Linked DNA regions of Mus musculus: region 2 is linked to region 1. A link is a contact called in ENCODE Hi-C or POLR2A ChIA-PET data. All regions are on one chromosome and are shown on one strand. Each heading gives the region's core, a stretch centred on a gene start or an enhancer-like site at or near the end of the contact. The rest is flanking DNA. Distances are from core to core; before and after follow the strand shown.

Evidence for each region. Hi-C counts contacts between places; a loop is a spot of excess contacts on that map. ChIA-PET counts read pairs that join two places held with the same protein, here RNA polymerase II (POLR2A).
Region 2: POLR2A ChIA-PET joins it to region 1 with 18 read pairs in Patski. The contact joins the promoter of Aacs here to the promoter of Ubc in region 1. A Hi-C loop is called at or near these places in 12 of 37 maps with a recorded cell type or tissue (Patski, adrenal gland, gastrocnemius and 3 more). POLR2A ChIA-PET finds 5 or more read pairs at or near these places in 4 of 5 experiments (Patski and embryonic stem cell).

What each region holds. Positions count from the first base shown.
Region 1 is chr5:125,387,083-125,392,551 of GRCm38, reverse strand. Ubc (ubiquitin C) reads left to right here and starts at 2,535. Exons shown (of 2, transcript NM_019639.4): 1 at 2,535-2,642; 2 at 4,288-5,469. The coding sequence starts at 4,291.
Region 2 is chr5:125,472,904-125,478,553 of GRCm38, reverse strand. It overlaps Aacs (acetoacetyl-CoA synthetase), which reads right to left and starts at 2,681. Exons shown (of 18, transcript NM_030210.2): 1 at 2,445-2,681. The coding sequence starts at 2,577.

The sequences.
Region 1 (5,469 bases), core at 1,286-3,785:
AAAAACACCCCAGCAGTGGTGGCGCAGGCCTTTAATCCCAGCACTTGGGAGGCAGAGGCAGGCGGATTTCTGAGTTCGAGGCCAGCCTGGTCTACAGAGTGAGCTCCAGGACAGCCAGAGCTACACAGAGAAACCCTGTCTCAAAAAACAAAACAAAAAAGCATTGTATGTATGAAATTCTCAAAGATTATTTTAACCTATATATTTTACTAGGGGTGGTGGGGTACCACGCCCCCTCCTCCCCCCAGCTTTCAAGAGGCAGAGGCAGGAGGAGCTCTGTGAGTTCATGGCCAGCCTCCTCAGTTCCAGAACAGCCAGGGCTACACAGAGGAAACCCTGTCTCAAAACTAAAACTAAAATAAACAAACAAACAAACAAACAAAATCCATGTGTCGATTTTCAGAGAATTTATCCTTTGAGCCAAAAATACTTTCTTCTCTTGACAGAAAGTAGCATTCATTACTTACATGTAGCAATAGGTTTCAGTATGATATGCATTTTCATCATGGTTGTTGGACATTAGGTCATGTAGTTCTTCTACACTAGGTACTTTCTTCCTTACCCCAGAGCCTTGAGGATCTCTTCCTTTCAAGCTCACCTTGGCCAGGTCCAGGGCTCAAGCTTTGCTTCTTCCTCGCCCCTACCCCCACCCCTACTTCTAAAATCAAGGCTGCCTGGCTCTGAATCTTCTAGACTCTGGAAAAAAACCTGATGCCACAAAGCTGGTGACTCAGCCAAGAACCAGGAATCACGAGGCTGAAGCAAAGCGACAGCCAAATATAGCATGGTGTGGCCGGAAGCCAGAATCACTTTAGAACCAACTTCAGTGTTTTCTTCCCTTCCTCAAACTTCTGTCTGAATTCTAGAAAGAACTGACCTGCCCAGAACTCTGCCTCAGAAATCACTGTGGCTTCCCAGAAACCCGGAGAATGACATTTTAATTTTATAGTGGCATATGACCTCGATTCATGGAAAAAAATCACAGAAAATTAAGTCTATTCTGAACAACACCTGCAGTTAAAGTATATTTTGAACAATACCTCTGATCTTGAATGTTTATGAATTCCTAAACCAGGGAGCCAGACAGGCCTGAATTCTCAGCGTCTGGGTGGTAGAGGCAGGAGTATCAACTGCAAGTTAGAACCCAGCCTGATCTATGTCATGAGTCCCAGGGCAGCCAGGGCTACATATAGGAACCCTGTCTCAAAAAAACTCAAAAAATGCTGAGATTAAAGGCATTTAATAGTGTGTGTCCATCTAAGTGTGTGCCACATGTATGTGAAAGTGTCCCTAGGGACATTGGACCCTCCTGAAGCTGGAGTCACAAGCTAGCTGCCTGACAGGGTTGCTGGGTATTGAATTCATGTACTCTGGAAAAAGACCTGTTCCTACTGGGGAGCCATCTCTCCCCATCAGGGATTCAATTCTTACCTTCTAAGGTCTTAGGCCTTACATTTCAAAAACCTGAGCTGGGCAGTGGTGGCGCAGGCCTTTAATCCCAGCACTTTGGAGGCAGAGGCAGGTGGATTTCTGAGTTCGGGGCCAGCCTGGTCTACAAAGTGAGTTCCAGGACAGTCAGGGCTACACAGAGAAACCCTGTCTCAAAAAACCAAAAAAAAAAAAACAAAACAAAACAAAACAAAAAAAACCCTGAATAATTTGATTCGTATAAGTGGGATATATGCTTGCTGTAATCTGAACATTGTACTACACGTGCACATTTGTGCTTTTTTGTTTTTGTGGGGGTTTTTTGTTTGGTTTTTGGTTTTTCAAGTCAAGTGTAGCCCTGGCCATTCTGGAACTTGATCTGTAGACCATACTTGGGAGGCAGAGGCAGGAGGACCTATATAAACTTGAGACCAGCCTGGTCTACATAGCATATTCCAGGACAGGCAGGGCTACACAGAGAAACCCCCATCTGAACAACAAAAATTTAAAAATCAGGGCTTCAGTGGGTTCAGTCTCAGAATATGAACAACAAATATGAACAACATTTGGAAATTTTGACCTTTACTTAGTGACAAGCACATAGAAAACATAGAACCTTCTCGAATCCAAGGACACAAGGTTTAGGAAAAATCTGGAAAGATCAGGTTCTGCTGGGCTTCAGATCTAATGCCAACAGTTTTCAAGAACTGTGTAGACTGTCTGCTTTCCTTGACAAACTCAGATTCGTTTTTCCAAATCGGGGAGAGATTCCCTCCTTCGTATTTTTTTTTTTTAAATTTATTAAAAACCCTTTGTCATTTTCCTTGTTAGGAGATTTGCACAGTCATCCACCCTGTCACTGTGCCAAAACAGTGAGGGCTGGGCATAGTGACCCGCCGGGGATGAGGGGATTGAGGAGGCGAGGTCACCAATGGGATCCCAGTGTGACAGGAGCCAAAGCCCTGGGTCCCCCTAGCGCGGAAAGAAAACAGGGGGGGTGGGGGGTGGTGGCCTGACTAGGGGCGCCAGGCCGCGAAGCCGCAGGGCGCCTGCGCCAAGGCCCGCTCCGGCCTCAGTGATCCCAGCCGTGTTTTCGTGCCGATCGTCTCACGCGCGCTGATCCCTCCGCGGAGTCGCCCGAGGTCACAGCCCTGCCCTCCCACACAAAGCCCCTCAATCTCTGGACGCCACCGTGAAACAACTCCGTGAGAGAGGTACCTTGATAGTTTTAGCCTGTCGCTTTCGCTGCCGAGACTGGACCCGGCGTTACAAAGTAGTCCCTGACCGCATTGCCCGCGGAGGGACCGCGCGGAAGGGGGGGGGCGGGGCTTCGGTGACTATATAAAGAGACGCCGGGCGTGCCGCAGCTAGTTCCGTGGAGACTGCGAGTTCCGTCTGCTGTGTGAGGACTGCCGCCACCACCGCTGGTGAGGAGAAAGCCGCCGCACCCGGTCGGGGACGGGAGGCTGGAGGCGAGACGGGGCGAGAGGCAGCCCCGCGGCCCAGACGTTTGGTTTCCGTGGCCCGCGCGGACCGCGGCTGCCCCGAGGCAGAGGACTGGGCGGCAAGATGGCGGCCAGATGGAAGCCTGAGGGGGAAGACGCGGGGCTCTGACGCGCAGGACGAGGTTGGGGGAGGAAAAAGGCCCGCGAGGCCGCTGCCCTCCGGTTAAGCCGGGGACGTCGGAGACTGTGGGGTGGGGACTGAATTAGGGTTGCGCGCCGTAGGAGCCTCTGCTGTGAGAGCCGTGGATATTGGGCTGGCCCGAGAGGTCGATTGGCCCGGCGTTCGTCCGTTCGTTTGCTGAAAGACGGAAGTGCGATCGAGACCGGAAGGGGGTTGGGCGGCGGTTCAGCCTGCCTGGCCTGCCGCCCCCTGTGACGTCGCGGGTTGCGTGGCCTCCTAATGGATAGTGACGTCACTATCTTGACTTTAGCTTTCCCTCGGTTGTAGGACAGGGTTTGGGTCTCGGCCTCCGGTAGCCTCTCCAGAGTAAACAGGAACCGGAAATTCAGAGGGGAAATGTGAGCCATTCTTGTCCTGTTTCGTTTTAAGAATGTCGCTGTACAACTATGACTACTGAAACTTTTGGGGGGGGGGTTCGAGACGGTTTCTCTATGTAGTCCTGGCTGTCCCGCATCTCACTCTGTAGATCAGGCTGGCCTCGAACCCAGAAATCCTCCTGCCTCTGCCTCCCAAGTGTTGGGACGAAAGGCACCACCATTGTCCTGCGACAAGGGTGTTTTTTTTTAAACTGTCAAAATCTCTGCCTCTACCACCCCATGTGATGAGGTCCAAGGCCAGTACCACCACTCCAGACTAATTTTAATCGTTCAGACAAAAGTTTGGTGTTCTTTTGGGGGAAGGAGAGTTGAGGCAGGATTACACTGTCTCTGGCTGACCTTCCAGTTAGAGATCTGCCCACCTCAGTGTCCCCAGTGCTGAGGTCAGCGATAGGCATGGGCTCAGACTTAGTTTTGCAGTAGTAACTTGCTATATTACCATTCTGAAACTGAATCCGGGACTGCTGTGGTTTCATAACCTCCCAGAGGTCAGGCTTTTCTGCAAACTGTTCAAATAGACAGAAATTGACTTTCAGCTGTTGGTATACTGAAGTCTCCATCCTGTAAATTTGGTAATACAAAAAGACTCACCATGCCGAGGTTTCTTAACTTTGTTAGTCAACAATCTTATTTTCTTGATGGTTTTTCGGGGTGGGGGGATTGGATTCAAGACAGAATCTGTGTAGATAGACCTTGCTATTTAGACTTATAGCATCCAGTTGACAAATGTTGATGCCATCCCACAAATATTTGTGTCATTCCTGACCTGTGAATTGTTTTGTATATTTTGTGACAGACGATGCAGATCTTTGTGAAAACCTTAACTGGTAAGACCATCACCCTGGAGGTCGAGCCCAGTGACACCATTGAGAATGTCAAGGCAAAGATCCAGGACAAGGAGGGCATCCCCCCTGACCAGCAGAGGCTGATCTTTGCAGGCAAGCAGCTGGAAGATGGCCGCACCCTGTCAGACTACAACATCCAGAAAGAGTCCACCCTGCACCTGGTCCTTCGCCTCAGAGGTGGCATGCAGATCTTTGTGAAGACCCTGACAGGCAAGACCATCACCCTGGAGGTCGAGCCCAGTGACACCATAGAGAATGTCAAGGCAAAGATCCAGGACAAGGAGGGCATCCCCCCTGACCAGCAGAGGCTGATCTTTGCAGGCAAGCAGCTGGAAGATGGCCGCACCCTGTCAGACTACAACATCCAGAAAGAGTCCACCCTGCACCTGGTCCTTCGCCTCAGAGGTGGGATGCAGATCTTTGTGAAGACCCTGACAGGCAAGACCATCACCCTGGAGGTCGAGCCCAGTGACACCATAGAGAATGTCAAGGCAAAGATCCAGGACAAGGAGGGCATCCCCCCTGACCAGCAGAGGCTGATCTTTGCAGGCAAGCAGCTGGAAGATGGCCGCACCCTGTCAGACTACAACATCCAGAAAGAGTCCACCCTGCACCTGGTCCTTCGCCTCAGAGGTGGCATGCAGATCTTTGTGAAGACCCTGACAGGCAAGACCATCACCCTGGAGGTCGAGCCCAGTGACACCATTGAGAATGTCAAGGCAAAGATCCAGGACAAGGAGGGCATCCCCCCTGACCAGCAGAGGCTGATCTTTGCAGGCAAGCAGCTGGAAGATGGCCGCACCCTGTCAGACTACAACATCCAGAAAGAGTCCACCCTGCACTTAGTCCTTCGCCTCAGAGGTGGGATGCAGATCTTTGTGAAGACCCTGACAGGCAAAACCATCACCCTGGAGGTCGAGCCCAGTGACACCATTGAGAATGTCAAGGCAAAGATCCAGGACAAGGAGGGCATCCCCCCTGACCAGCAGAGGCTGATCTTTGCAGGCAAGCAGCTGGAAGATGGCCGCACCCTGTCAGACTACAACATCCAGAAAGAGTCCACCCTGCACCTGGTCCTTCGCCTCAGAGGTGGGATGCAGATCTTTGTGAAGACCCTGACAGGCAAGACCATC
Region 2 (5,650 bases), core at 1,432-3,931, 86 kb before region 1:
ATATAGTGAGACCCTGTCTCAAGGGGAAGAGAAAGGAGATAGGAGTCAGCCACTGTGTGTGTAAGCCGGGGTGTGTGTGTGTGTGTGTGTGTGTGTGTGTATCTGACTCTACACAAGAATGCGCAGCATCCATGAACCAGCAAGGCAGGAGGGAAGCCCTTATAAAAGCACATGGATACAGGGAGAAAGGACATAATACAGAGGAAAGACAGCGTTTGAAAGATGCTCAGACCTCAGGGCCAGGCAGGTGAGAAGGAAAGAGAAAGGAGGAAGGAAAAAAGGGAGGAGCCATGCAACCACCATCAGTGGCTGCCGCGTGAGAGGACTGCACAGATGGCAGGCACGCTCTGGCTTTCCATATCCAGCCCCTCCACTTTATTTTGTAGTCACTCTTCCTGAGACAAGCTCTCCTCCCTCTGGAGTCCAGGCTATCCTTGAACTCACAGCAATCCCTCTGTCTGAGCACCTGAGTGTGAGCCGCTATAGCTGGTAAGCCTCCCAACTTTCAAACACGACATAGTCAACACAGAGCTTCTGAAGAGAGCTACCCAGGACCACCCGATAGCCAGAGACTTGAAGGATGGAGATTAAGGGTAAGGGGTTACTCAATAAACCTCTAGCCAGTGACGGTATCCAGTGGTCAACTCTCAGGCCTACGCCTGCCTCCTAAGGCACACTAGGTCCTCTCACAATGCTCATTTTTATAGATGAGGAAACCAGAGCCTGAGGCGATTGGAGGACTTGTTGGATTGGATCACAAAGCTAGGAAGCTCAAGGCAGCCAGGTCCAAGCAGGGCGTCAGGTTACAGCTCCCTACAGTTGCTCTTATTAAGGAGAAAGCTCTGGCCCACTTCAAAGGGCTGCCCTCCGTGGGTGGGGTGAAGTGCCAGGTCTACCAAGCCCCACAGGAGCGCCAGATCAGGACTTCATCACTACTGGCAGAGGAAACAGATAATGTCCAGGCAGAAAATGGAGGGTGGAAAGTGGATGCAATCCCGACAATGATCCAGTTGGGTTAAGGTTCTTCTCCTATCTAACACCCACGAACTGACCAAGTAGAGCCTGCAAGCCCTGCAAGTGGCCAGGCAAGCATCTGTCTCCAGGTGAGAGGGATGGGAGGGAAGGTTCGGAGCCCTATTAGGGAAGAAAAAGAACCCTGTGGAAGCTCTACCTCCATCTCCTGGCTCTCCAGCAGCGGGGTGCAGGCGCATAAGCAACAAGGGACTGTGGACAGCCTGGAAGACCAGCAACACAAAAGACCTGCATTTGGAGATTACCCTCCAGCCAGCAAGGGGGTGCACCACGCATAGGGGGCGGGAGAAGGACAGCCAAGTGCTGCTGAGACACTAGGAAGAAGACTCAGAGGGCTGGTGCTCAGGGTGGGAAAAAGAAAAGATTCAGGAAGGATCCGGAGACAGATCCTGGGAGCCAAGACAGACATTGATGCCAACGGAGACAAGGGGATCCCTGCAATTAGAGGGGTAACGGAGGTGAAAATGAAGAAGACAATCAACCAACCAACTCGAACTGAAAACCCCAGGCAAACACCTGAGAAGGGGGGCAGAGCAGGTGGAGGGACTAAGCAAGCCCCATGGATCCCTGGGAACGGCATATGGACAAGAACCTCGCCTGCCAAGGGCCTCTGCCCCACCCATAATCACACAGACCAGGGTGGTGGCTGGAAGCAGGATCTGTTTAGAGCTGGGGTAAGAAAGGACTCTACCTTAATTAACTTTAAAGGAAGGAGGAGGAACGAACTCTGACCTTTTCAGGAACCTGAAATTTCAAGCTGGTCCCTAGCAAAAGGCAGATGGAGGGAGCCTGTCACATGAAACCCGTGAACTCAAAAAGAACTGCAGATAAGGCCCGAAGGAAGCCCCCAACGAATGGAAGTCAAGACCTCAGGAGACATTTCCCAAGCAGGCAAGCCTAGCAAAAGATCGGAGGAACCAGAGGGTGTCTGCCACTTCCAGAGGGTGACTCGCCTGCAGAAAGGGGGCCTCTACAGGCCAGGCGGTGATGCTTCCCAAAACAGTGAAGGAAACATCATCAGAAGACCAGCACCTCCTAGAGGAGGGCCCAGAGCCAGGGGGCTCCCCCAACCCAAAGACAGGGACACTAGCCATCCATCCATCAGAGGCCCACGGCAACATCTAGGAGAACCTCTCTAGAGGGGGACCCCCAAGGCAACGAGGATCCCCCAATCCCTGTGCCATTCATCAAGGTACCTAAGTAGGGAAAGGGAGGGACCTCCCTAGAGGGGTACCCCCAAAGCAGGGGGCTTCCCCGACTGTAAGACAGGAACACTGGTCGGATATCCATCCAACAGAGGCTTATCCCAACAGCTAGCAGGGACCTTCCTAGGGCGGTCCTCCCTGGAGGGAACAGCTTCCGGGAAGGCCCGTGACGGGGGGGGGTGCACTAGCCGCGTGCCCCGTACTCACCAAGCGCCAGGCCGCAGGCGGTACCCACGGCCGCCCGGAAGCGGTCCATCTGCGTGTCCTTCTTGCTGTCAGGCTCCCACATCACCTGGCACTCCATGATCTCCTCGCGCTCGAGCCGCGCCAGCTTGGACATGGTTGCGGAGCTGCGTGGCCGGGGCTGCCGGGCTTTGGCTGAGAGCGGAGAGCGCAAGGCGTGGAGCGGATCAGCGGTGCGCCGACGAACCACAGCGCGAGACTGAACCAGCGCCGGCGCGGCCTGTGGGACATCCGGCCTGGTCACACCCCCAGCAGCCTTCGCCACGCCTCCAGAAAGCCACGCCTCTTGAGACCACGCCCTCTTCTGTAACCCTCCGCCGCGCCGCGCCTGCAAAAGGTGCGCTTGCTGCCAAAAAGAGTGCCTCGCCTGCGCAGGCGCGATAAGCATGTTCCACGCCCTCACTTATTGCACAACTTACCGGGTGTTGCTCTGTTTACTTATTGCCCTCGTTCGTTCGTTCATTCATTCACTTATTCAAATTAAGTTGCTCCTCCAACACTCACTTTAGCTGCGGAGATGTCTTAAGCCTAAAACGCGTGCAGAAGACCTCTAAAATGCGTGTCCGTGTCGCGTGTGCTCACTCACAGGGATGCTGTAGCAGGGATACATGGGGTATATAATGTAACATAAGATACTGAGTGAGTGAGACCTCAAGTCTATCGTCAAGACTGAAAATAAAAGCGTTAAGCACAGGACATTCTGGGGCAAGCCTGAAACCCAGCACTTTAAAGACTAAGACAGGAGGATGACAGTAAGTTCCACTCCAGCATGGACCTCAAAGCAAAACCCTGTAATCGGAATACTTGGGAGGTAGAGGTGGGAGAGGCGTCTGGGCTTTAAGATTATTCTTGTAACAGAGTGAGTTCAAGACTAGCCGGGGCGCCGGGCGTGGTGGCGCACACCTTTCTTTAATCCCAGCACTTGGGAGGCAGAGGCAGGTGGATTTCTGAGTTCGAGGCCAGCAGAGAAACCCTGTCTCGAAAAACCAAAAAAAAAGAAAGAAAAGAAAAGAAAAGAAAAAGACTAGTCCGGGCAAACTTTAAAAAGCCATGTGTTAAAACTAAAAGAAAAGAGAGGGCTAGGGATGTGACTCCATGTTGCTCACAGTGGCTTGCAGGTGACAGAAGGGAGCTTTAGGAAATCTTGCAGGTTTCCGAACAAAGAGAGGAGTCAGTGTCCAGGGCCCCCCAAGCAAGAATACTGTGTCCTGTGGGGTGTGCACGTTCAACTAACTGAAAAGGCCCAGGTCTTTGAAAAGGCCCAGGTCTTTGGTACTATAGCCCTGGAGTAGCAAAGTCAGTGAACGAAACGGTAGCAGCTTAAGTTCGTCCTGGGGGAACATCAGAGATGCTGGCTTTGAATCTGGGGGAGAGCATCAGAAGGTTCCTACAGAGAGAACGCATGCTCAGATCCTACTATGATGAGAACCTTCTGGATGCTAATAGTCTTGTCAGTCCATTTGGTACTTTGCTGTCTACCCAGTGTCTAAAATAACTGAAAACAAGTTAATTTTCTTTCTCTCTTTGTGTGTGTGTGCACATATGCATGTGTGTGCATGGGGGTGGGGGGGCCCACGCTTGCGTTGGTGTGTTTGGAGTTGAGAAGTCAATCATGTCAGAAGTCAATCATGGGTGTCATTCCTCAGTTGACACCCACTTCATTTTTTGTTGTTGGTGGTGGTGGTGATGGTTTTTGTTTGGTTGGTTGGTTTTTTGGGATTGGTTGGTTTTTCTTTTGTGAGACAGGGCCTTCCTATGTATCTTCACTAGCCTGAAATTCACTCTGTAGACCAGGCTGGCCTTGAACTCACAGAGATCTGTGTGCTTCTGCCTTCCAAGTGCTGGGATTAAAACTGTGTGCTACCACCATGCCAGGCTCCCTCATTGTTTTGTTTTGTTGGGGGTGTTTGTTTGTTTGTTTGTTTGTTTTATGTGTATAGGTGCTTTGCCTGAATATATGTTTGTGTAGCATTGGCATTCCTAGTGCCCATGGAGATCAGAAGAGGATTTTGGATATATCTGGAGTTATAGATGGTTGTGAGCCACCATGGGAATGCTGGGAATGAGTCCTGGATCTTCTGGATGGAAGAGCAGCCAGTGCTCTTAACCGCTGAGCTATCTCCCCAGCCTCTCCATTTTTATTTAAGACAGACTCTCTCACCAGTTCAGAGCTCACTGAGTAGATTAGGGTGGTTGACCAATGAGCTTCAGAGATCCACCTGTCTCTTCCTCCCCTCTCCAGTGCGGGGATTACACATGTGTGCCACTGCACCTGGCTGTTTTCACACAGGCTCTGGGGACCAAATTCAGGTCCTCCCTCATGCACAGCAGCCATTAGCCTATCTAGCCATCTTCCCAGCCCAAAAGTTGATGTCTTTTTCTCTTCTTTCTGTTCTGTTTTTTGAGACAGGATTTCTCTATGTAGCCCTGGCTGTCCTAGAACTCACTCTGTAGACCAGGCTGACCTTGAACTCAGAAATCCGCCTGCCTCTGCCTCCCAAGTGCTAGAATTATAGGCATGAACCACCACCATCCATCCGGCTAGGGGTGATTTCTTATGGGTCTAGAACTGGGGTGTAAAAAAAAAAATTCTAGACGGTTCCTCTGGTGTGGGTCTTCCTGCTTTTCCCCAGTTCGTGAGGGAAGCAGTAGGGCAAGAGAACCTGGGCCATGAAGGGAGGAAGAAAGCAAATACAGAACTGAAGCCTGCCGCCTCTTAAGAACCAGCACTAATCTGCTCACACAGGTAGAGGAGCCCTCAGGACCTGCACACCTGGCCTCGCCTCCTACCAGGTGACACTGGGGATTAAGCTTCCAATGTATGAGCCTCCGGACACACGGCAAGTATTCAAGACGTGGAGATGGAGGCTCTTACAAAAGATGGTAGTGATTTGGAGACAGGCAGTTCCAGTCAGTGGATGTGGGCATGGAGGAGAGCTGTCAAGTGCCCCCCCCCCCGTGAGTTGGTGCTGTGTTGTTCTAGGTTGCTGTAATAAACAGAAGGCAACTTGGGGAGGAAACAGACCATTCCATTTGCACTTTTGGGTCACAGTCCATCGCTGAGGGAGTCAGGGCAGAAACTCAAGCAGGAGCAGAGGTTTAAAAAAAGAAACTTTGTGCCAGGCAGTGGTGGTGCACACCTTTAATCCCAGCACTTGGGAAGCAGAGGC